Regions from separate parts of the Homo sapiens genome. Here region 1 is linked to region 2. A link is an interaction called in ENCODE POLR2A ChIA-PET data of the cell type or tissue named here. Cell type or tissue: CD4-positive, alpha-beta T cell. All regions are shown on one strand. Links, peaks and the distances in the headings refer to the core of each region. The heading gives the core; the rest is flanking DNA. Region 1 holds the start of LOC124905188 (a long non-coding RNA gene). Region 2 holds the start of CACNA1F (calcium voltage-gated channel subunit alpha1 F).

Region 1 (4,385 bases), core at 207-4,206, 74 kb before region 2:
CTATACGAGGGGCTCTCTTTCTTTTCCTTTGGTAGCCTCATATAAGGGCCTTGCTGTAAGGGAGAAGTTTGGAATCCAGATTCGGCAGAATCCCACTGCACCCAGAAATTTCTTGACCTGCTGCCTTGAAACTGGGGTGGGCAATGCACATACAGCCTCCTTGCATGCACTTCCAAGCCTGCGCTGGCCTTGGGATACCATGAATCCTAGATATCCAACCTCCCGAAAACAGACTTTTGCCTTGTCCCTGGACACTTTGTAAACTGGCCTGTATTCACCATTTGGCTTGCGCACAGGCAGCAGAGGAGTATTCCAGAAGGACTTGCATTTCACTATAATCCTATGTTCATACAGCCGATTTAAATGTTTTGTTATGCCATCAATTGCCTCTCTGGGTAGGGATATTGACGGACTCGTACCAGGGCAGCATGAGGGTTAAGCTCTACTACCACCAGGGGTCTGTTTGCAGCAAGTCCAGGGGGGTTGTCCTCAGCCTATACACCTGGTTCCTTGAAAAGCATTCCCCACTTATTGTGTAGGTCTGGCTCCGGTAGCCTTCTGGCACACAGTTCACAGAGCCGCCATTCCTCAGCCTTTGTGACAGTTAGAGTCAATACCATTGCCTTAGACTTTCCAAACTCCAGTGTCATATTCCCTTTAGGTGTAAAGGAAATTTGTGCCTGCAGTTTCTGGAGTAAGTCTCTTCCTAACAAGGGCACTCGACAATTTGGCATATATAGAAACTCATGCTGCACTTCTTGTCCCCTAATAATACATCTCCTGGATTTGCAAAAGGGTCTCTTTTCTTTGGCCCCTGTACCCCCTACGATAGTAGCACAGTTCTTTGTGGGGGGGGGCTAATCGGGTGGGTTACCACAGAGAAATCAGCACCAATATCGACCAAAAAAATCCATTGATCGGCCCCCTACTTCCATAGAGACCATAGGCTCCCCGGGGCCTAAAAGGATGGAGCCCGGTCTGTCTCAGTCTGCTAAATTCTCGGCCCCCCGCTAAGCCGATCAGATCAGGATCTGCCTCGGAAGCACCACAACTAGCAACCGAACGCCGCTCTTGGGTGTTAGGCCATTGACCATTCTCCTTACTCTTTTGACATTTATCCTTCTAGTGTCCTTTCCTTTTGCACCGTGCACATTAATCTCTCTCTAGCCTCGGCCGGCTTTCAAACTCCTGTCCAGACTAGCCTTTTCCATGACTGCGTTCACACCCGCGTCCATGTCTCCTTGCAAAGAGCCAGCTTCTCTTCCTGTAAGGGCTGCTGCTAGTAAATTAGCCTTTCTTAAGCCTCCGATCAGCTTTCTTCTTTGCCTCCTGATCTCAGTTAATGTACACCTTGGTAGCCACTTTAATAAGCTGAGTAGCATTCACACCTACGGAGCTTCTAACTTCTGCAATTTATGCCTAATATCTCCTTGGCCCTGACTTACAAATGTTGTATTCACCATGCACTGATTTTCAGCAGCCTTGGGGTTAAACGGAGTGTACACCCAAAATGCCTCACAAAGTCTTTCTTAAAACTGGCTGGTGCTTTTATCTGCACCCTGGAGCACCTCTGAGATTTTTTATATTGGTTGTCTTTTTCTTTTACTATCCTTTAGCTTTTGCAGAAGTGTTTCTCGGCACCTTCGTAGGTGTTGAAGCCAGACTGCATCATCTGGGTCCTAGTGGGGGTCCTTTTGTCCTCGTAAGAGGCGTAAGCATAACTTCGGCATGGCCAGACCTGAGACGGCCTACCTGACTTTTCTAGCTTTTCACTTTAACTTCCTGGAGCTCTGATTTCTCCTTCTGTGAGACTGGGAGCCTGTATCTCTTTGAACTTAACTCCTTAGGGGCAGTTAGCCTTAGTAAAGGGGGGTAGATTGGAATGTAGGGAGGAGGGGTCTCTATTCCCTCCTGTGGTTCTTGCAAAACCAGTTTTCTCCTTCCTCAGACTTTTCTTTTGTTTCCATAGCTGCCAGGGCAGCTGATTTTTACTTTCACTTTTGGCTTTTACTTTTCACTTTTTACTTTTGGAGTTACAAGCCTCTGTGACTTTCCCTTTAACTCTGTAGCCGTCAGAGCAGCTGGTTTCTCTTGGCATGAGCTGCGAGCATTCTACAATAAACTGCTAGGCAGGGCTGCATTCATTTAGTCATCAATGTAAAGACTAGGTCTGAATGCCCTGGCTGTCCTCTGACCCTAGTCACCACCTTAAAACACATGGCCAATTTCTCTGTAGTGCCTTCGGCCCGCCATCTGACACTAAAAGAGGGCTATTCTAATTCACAGTATGTCCTTAACTTTTGAGCATCCAGTTTCATCCCATAATCACCTCTAAATCTTTTTTTAAATTTTTTCATCATGCACTCCAAAGGAGTTGGTTTCAACACTTTTCCTCCCATTTCCTCCCTTGTGGCGCACTTTCACTCTCACTTTCACTCTCGGGTCCACTAGACTGGGTCCTATTATGGGAGTTTCAGAGGCTGCTTAGCCAGGAACGTGCCTTCCCCTCTCACAGCCTGCTGTGGCCATGGAGCTGGTCCTATCAGCTGTACACAACGTCCTAGGTCTGATTTCCCCCGCACTTGCCTCAGAGCACACAGCCCACGCTAAGGGATCTGTGCTTCCCCACGTCACTCCCCGCATTGGCCTCTCCCGAGACCGTCTCTTTCACACACTTTCACACATGTCCCCTGCCCCAGGACTCCTCATCGGACAAAACGGGCCTCTCCCGTGTCCTGGGTGAGCCTAGTTAGGCTCCCACATTCACACACCTACACACCACTCCTACCCCAGGACTCCTCATCAGACGAAACGAGCCTCTCTCATGTCCTGGGTAGGTCCACACACACACCCACACACTCCCAGTTGGGCTGGCAAGCCACTCTTGCACCCTGCCAGCAAGCTCTTCCTTGCTGCACTTGCCACTCTATTGGCCCATTTTCTCCACCACTGAGCCACTTTCACTTTATTAGGGGGACATGAGGTTCATCCAAATTGGCAGGCCACTCCTGCTGCCCCCCAGCCACTCTGGGTTGGATTAGTGGTCGGTCCCCGGGAGGTGATCAAGCTCCCCTTCATCCCTATGGGATGGGCTTTCCTGCCTTGGGCCCTTTCTCCTTACTGTGGTACCTGAAGTGCTGGTATCATGCTGCAGCCCCGTCTCCAGTTCCGTTGTGCAGCCAGCTAGGCCACTGGGATGCCGGGAGAGCCAGTCTCCATCCAGGTGAAGCTCCCCTACGGCACGCCTTGGATACCAGGTCTCCCCTGGCCGTGGGGCTCTAGTCCCACAGACAAAGGAGACAGTAAATCTGCCATCTCCAATCCCTGTCCGGGTCACCAGAAATGCTGCAGGATAATTAAGGAATCAGAGAGACCGAGGGGTTGAGGAGGAATTATTTAATTATTTAGATGCACCGACCTAGTCAGATTAACATCCAAAGGACTGAGCCCCAAACAAAGAGTCAAGCTATCTTTTAAGCATTTCGTGGGGCAGGGGGAGATCTGTGCAGGGGAAGCATATTACAGAAGTGGGAAACAAATACAGTTACTCAATTGAAACATGCATTACATTATTTCTTACTTTTCAAGGAACAACATGTTTTACCACTTGAGATTATCTGTCTAGTGACCTTGCAGCTGCACAACTAGAGAAACAGGGTCTTCACAATGCCTCGGAAAGGGAGAGATAAGACTCACTAGCCACAGAAGGAAAAACAGGCAGTTAATTTTAAAGGACTCCAGCTCTTTCTCTTCCTCAGGGGAAATTGGGTTTTCTTACATACAACTGAGTTTTTGCTTACACATTCTTTAATTTCTTTTAATTCCTGTTCCATCACAACTGTAATCCAAACATTTTGGGATGCCAAGGTGGGCAGATCAGGTGAGGTCAGAAGTTCAAGACCAGCCTGGACAACAGGGCGAACCCTATCTCTACTAAAAATACAAACAAACAAAAAAAAGGAAACATTACTCAGGCACGGTGGCCAGGCCCTGTAGTCCTAGCTACATGGGAGGCTGAGGCAAGAGAATCCCTTCAACCTGGGAGGTGTAGGTTGCAGTGAGCCAAGATTGCACTACTGCACTCCAACCTGGGCAACAGAGAGAGACTCCGTCTCAACAAAGGAAAAAAAAAAAAAGGAAAAAAGAAATTGTCTGGAGAACTGGCGAAATTTGAGTATACACTGTGTAATAAATGACTGCATTTTCTCATTGTTAAATTTCCTGATTTTGATTTTTCTGCAGTGATGACCAAGGAATTACTTTTTCTTTGTTCTGATGATGTACACACCCTCAAGTACTTGGTGTAAAGGGTCATAACACCTGAAAATTTATCGAAACAATTCAGCATTAATAACAGTAAACATATATCTGTATGTGTGTGTGTG
Region 2 (4,338 bases), core at 1-4,000:
CAGCCTCTACAACCAGCTCAGTGGTGAAGGCGCGCAAGGTCTGCACATCTGGAGGAACTGCCCTGAAGAAGGGGACCAGCTTGATCGCAGGAATAGTCAGGCAACAGGGATCAGGCTGAGCCCTGCAGCCTTTTGGAAACACTAGTACCAGGGTCGGGGCAGGGAGGATGCCTACAGTTCAGACAGATCCTGGATGTTGGTGACTGTGACTTCCATTTGGAAAACCAGGAACTAGGGAAATCCTCAAGTCCTAAGATCTTGGAGTAGGAGAATGGTGGGTGGAAGAGAACTCAGTTTAGAAAAATATCAAAATTTGGGAGTCTGGGAAGGTGAAAGGGTCCAGGTGGCACAATCTCTGGGTTTCTTGGTTCCCAGATAGTATGTTCTTTGCATACATATTGAGCTGCTAGAGTTTTGAGAAGACTAGATTTTAGGAGGCTGCTGTTTTCAGAAGTTCCAAATGTCAGGGTCCCTGGGTATCAAGATCCCTGAATATCAAGACCACCTAGTTTCAAGCAATACAAAAATCAGACTCCCTAGATGTTGGCATCCTGGGTTTTTAGGGCCTCTGAACGGAGGAGTCTTCGTGCGTCAGGGTGACCAAATGCTGATGTCAGATTTTAGAATTCTGGGTTTTTTTGGCTGGGCGTGGTGGCTCACACCTGTAATCCCAGCACTTTGGGAGGCGGAGGCGGGCAGATCACTTGAGGTCAGGAGTTGGAGACCAGCCTGACCAACATGGTGAAACCCTGTCTCTGCTAAAAATACAAAAATTAGCCGGGCAAGGTGGCGCACGGCTGTAATACCAGCTACTTGGGAGGCTGAGGCAGGAGAATCACTTGAACCTGGGAGGCGGAGGCTGCAGTGAGCTGAGATCACCCCACTGCACTCCAGCCTAGGCGACAGAGCGAGACTCCATCTCGGAAAAGGAAAAAAAAAAAAAAGAATCCTGGGTTTTTTTAAGCCCCAGGTGTTTGGGGAACTGGAGTTTGAAGGATCCCAAGTATCTGGTCCAGGGATTTTTTGGAGTCCCCGAGTGCCAGGGTCCTGGGGTTTTACGCTCCCTGGTTCTTAGGGCACAGGTGTCTTAGGGTCTCCAGATAACAGGGTCTCAGGGAACTGATGTTAAGATTCCCCAGATTACAGGGTTCCGGGTCTTGAGGTTTCAAGGTTGTAACGTCTCAAGGTGTCTGGGTCCCAGAGCTTTGGGTGTACCAAATATCATGGTTAAAGGATTTGGGAGGCCTCTGATGTCGGTGTCAGGGAGGGCGGTGTGTGTGTGCGTGTGTGTGTGTGTGTGTGTGTGTGTGTGTGTGTGTGTAAGGGGGTGAGGGTCTTAGGATCCTGGAGTTGGAGCCCTGAATGTCAGGATCCCGGGTTTTAAGGTTCCCGGGAAACGGGGTCCTGGGCTTTAGAGTCCCGGATGTGGGCTTCGGGGGTGGGCGGGGGCTCTGTCCTTACGTGCCGGCCTGGCGCAGCGAATGGATGAGGATTCGGTCCGCCTCCTCCATGGTGGAGCCGTGTCGGAGTCGGGGGCTGGGTCCAGGACCGGGTCCGAGAAAGTGGGGAGCAGCTGTAGAAACCCTGCTCCGTGCTCGCGGTCCACAGAGTGTCACGGGTCGTGTGGGGAGAGTTGGAAAGTGTAGTTCTGTGAGCGAGCACGGCGCATGCCGGATGTGAGGCCTGGGGTGAGTGTGCACGGAGGTTGAGCTTGCAATAGCTGCTGGGAACTGTAGTTCTTCCACCTGCAGTCCAGTGGGCTCTTCCAAGGGAAAAAGGAACAACCCGTGTGGTGGGGAGTGGAGGGGCCGGACAGAAAGGGGCTTCCTGACTCATTCGTTTAAGGCGGCATTCATCTTCTAGGCTATAAAAGTGTACACATTAAGGGCAGAATTTTAACACAAAGCGACTACTTCCCTGTGTCTTAGTCTCCTCATCTGTAAAATGGGACTATTGACAGTACCTGCTTTTTAGGATTAAAACAGAATTAATTTATATAAAGCACGTTGTACTATGTGCCTGACACATAAGATAAGAAAGCACTATGTAAGTTATAGTTACTAGTGTCCATGCATTCAATAAATGCTTTAATATGATACACATTTGTACACTCCAAAGAATAATTACACAGCAAATATCTATGTAACCGGCTGGGTGCAGTGGCTCACGCCTGTAATCCCAGCACTTTGGGAGGCCGAGTCGGGTGGATCACCTGAGGTCAGGAGTTCGAGACCAGCCTGGCCAACATGGTGAAACCCCCTCTCTACTAAAATGAGAAAAATTAGCCAGGCATGGTGGCACATGCCTGTAGTCCCAGCTACTCGGGAGGCTTAGGCAGGAGAATCACTTGAACTGGGGAAGCGAAGGTGGCAGTGAGCTGAGATTGCGCCATTACACTCCAGCCTGGGCAACAGAGCGAGACTCCGTCTCTAAATAAATAAATAAAGCAAAAGAAATCTATGTAACCATTTCTTGAACAGCCGACGCGCACCTGCAATCCCAGCAGTTTTGGAGGCCAAGGCGGGAGGATCGCTTGAGGTCAGGAGTTTGAGACCGGCATGGGCAATACAGCAATACACCATCTCTTAAAAAAAAAAAAAAAATTGACACTTGTCCAAGCAGACGTCCCCAGCAGAGCCAGCCAGCATGACCGAGCGCCGCGTCCCCTTCTCGCTCCTGCGGGACCCCAGCTGGGACCCCTTCCGCGACTGGTACCCGCACAGTCGCCTCTTTGACCAGGCCTTCGGGCTGGTCGCAGTGGTTGGGCACCAGCTGCTGGCCCCGCTACGTGCGTCCCCTGCCCCCGCCGCGGTCGAGAGCCCCGCGGTGGCCGCGCCCGCCTACAGCTACGCGCTCAGCCGGCAGCTCAGCGGCGGGGTCTCGGAGAATCGGCCCACAGCGGACCGCTGGCGCGTATCCCTGGACATCAACTACTTCGCCTCCGACGAGCTGACGGTCAAGACCAAGGATGGCATGGTGGAGATCACCAGCAAGCACGAGGAGCGGCAGGACGAGCATGGCTACATCTCCCGATGCTTCACCCGGAAATACACGCTGCCCCCCGGTGTGGACCCCACCAAGGTCTCCTCCTCCCTGTCCCCTGAGGGCACACTGACCGTGGAGGCCCCCATGCCCAAGCTAGCCACGCAGTCCAACGAGATCACCTTGGAGTCACGGGCCCAGCTTGGGGGCCTAGGAGCTGCGAAATCCGACCAGTCTGCAGCCAAGTAAAAGCCTTAGCCCGGATGCCCACCCCGGCCGCCGCCACTAGCCGTGCCCCCGCACCCACCTGTGTGTTCTTTTGATAGGTTTATCTTCTGTTGTTCTCAAATAAAGTTCGAAGCAACCCAAAATTTAAAAAAAAAATAGTTGGGCATGGTAGTGCACACCTGCAGTCCCAGCTACAGAGGCTGAGGTCAGAGGATCACTTGAGCACAGGAATTCAACGCTACTGTGAGCTATGATCACGCCACTGCACTCCAGCCTGGGTGACAGAGCAAGACCCTGTCTCTAAAAATAATAATAATTGATAATATTTGATCTTTTTTCCATAGAGATATTGCACATATATTAGGTTTTTCCTACATACTTCGAATTCCATATACTACTGGAAAATGACATCGTTTTTCTTATTTTAGTTTGACTGTTTGCTGCAGGTATATATTTGGTAAATATTTCATCTGTTGCCAGGCTCTGGCCCACAAACGTCCCATTTGCACCCCCACCGCCACCCTCCCATACAACACTGTTATTGCCCCGCCCTGCGGCCTTAATCCCTCCAAAGCTGGGGGAAGAGAGGGGGGTTGTGTGCAGATGGCCCTTCAATCTCGAAAGAAAGATGTCGGAATCTGAAGGCGGGAAAGGTGAGAGAATCCTTCCATCCCTGCAGACCCTTGGAGCAAGGTAGAGCCCCTCTGACCCACCCATTGCCCACCCAGACCCCACCCCCAGAGAGCCTCTAGGGGACAAGAACCACATCACCCTGTTCCCCATCCCAGCCAGCCCCAAACAGCCTCTCTGCCACCAGAGCCCTAACGCTCAGCCTGACCCAGACACCACCCCCCATGGCCTCTCAGCCTCATCCACAGCCTTAGTTCCCAAAGGAAACCCAACCTCAATCCTGGCTCTGACCCCTATCCAAACGCCCACCTGAAACCTAACACAAACTCTACCAGCCAGAAGGCAAACCCCTGTTAGAGTCTAAACCCCACCCCAGATACAGACCTAAAGTGACCTAACCTCAACCTCAACCCCGGGATGTCAATACTGTTAGTGATTGCAGTCTCTGACTTTCCAGAAAGTGCACAGACCCTTTAAAAAAAAAAACAAAAACAAAAG

What was found. Peaks named below come from ENCODE experiments on the same cell type or tissue, not always from the same donor. Only the 100,000 strongest peaks of a DNase experiment are listed, where the experiment ranks them.
Region 1: POLR2A ChIA-PET joins it to region 2 with 6 read pairs; 5 of 35 experiments call an interaction of 5 or more read pairs at or near these places.

Annotation. Positions count from the first base shown.
Region 1 is chrX:49,307,227-49,311,611 of GRCh38, reverse strand. All of the region lies in intron 3 of GAGE10 (G antigen 10), which reads right to left. It overlaps LOC124905188 (a long non-coding RNA gene), which reads right to left and starts at 3,767. Exons shown (of 3, transcript XR_007068231.1): 1 at 3,130-3,767. In CD4-positive, alpha-beta T cell, for the core only: no CTCF peak of the experiment used is centred there; DNase peaks (open chromatin) are centred at 2,081 and 2,501; H3K4me3 peaks cover 1,468 bases; H3K27ac peaks cover 1,777 bases.
Region 2 is chrX:49,232,810-49,237,147 of GRCh38, reverse strand. It overlaps CACNA1F (calcium voltage-gated channel subunit alpha1 F), which reads left to right and starts at 3,808. Exons shown (of 48, transcript NM_001256789.3): 1 at 3,808-3,863. The coding sequence starts at 3,839. It overlaps CCDC22 (CCC complex scaffolding subunit CCDC22), which reads right to left and starts at 1,678. Exons shown (of 17, transcript NM_014008.5): 1 at 1,462-1,678; 2 at 1-62. The coding sequence starts at 1,511. It also overlaps the pseudogene HSPB1P2. In CD4-positive, alpha-beta T cell, for the core only: no CTCF peak of the experiment used is centred there; a DNase peak (open chromatin) is centred at 1,667; H3K4me3 peaks cover 1,198 bases; H3K27ac peaks cover 954 bases.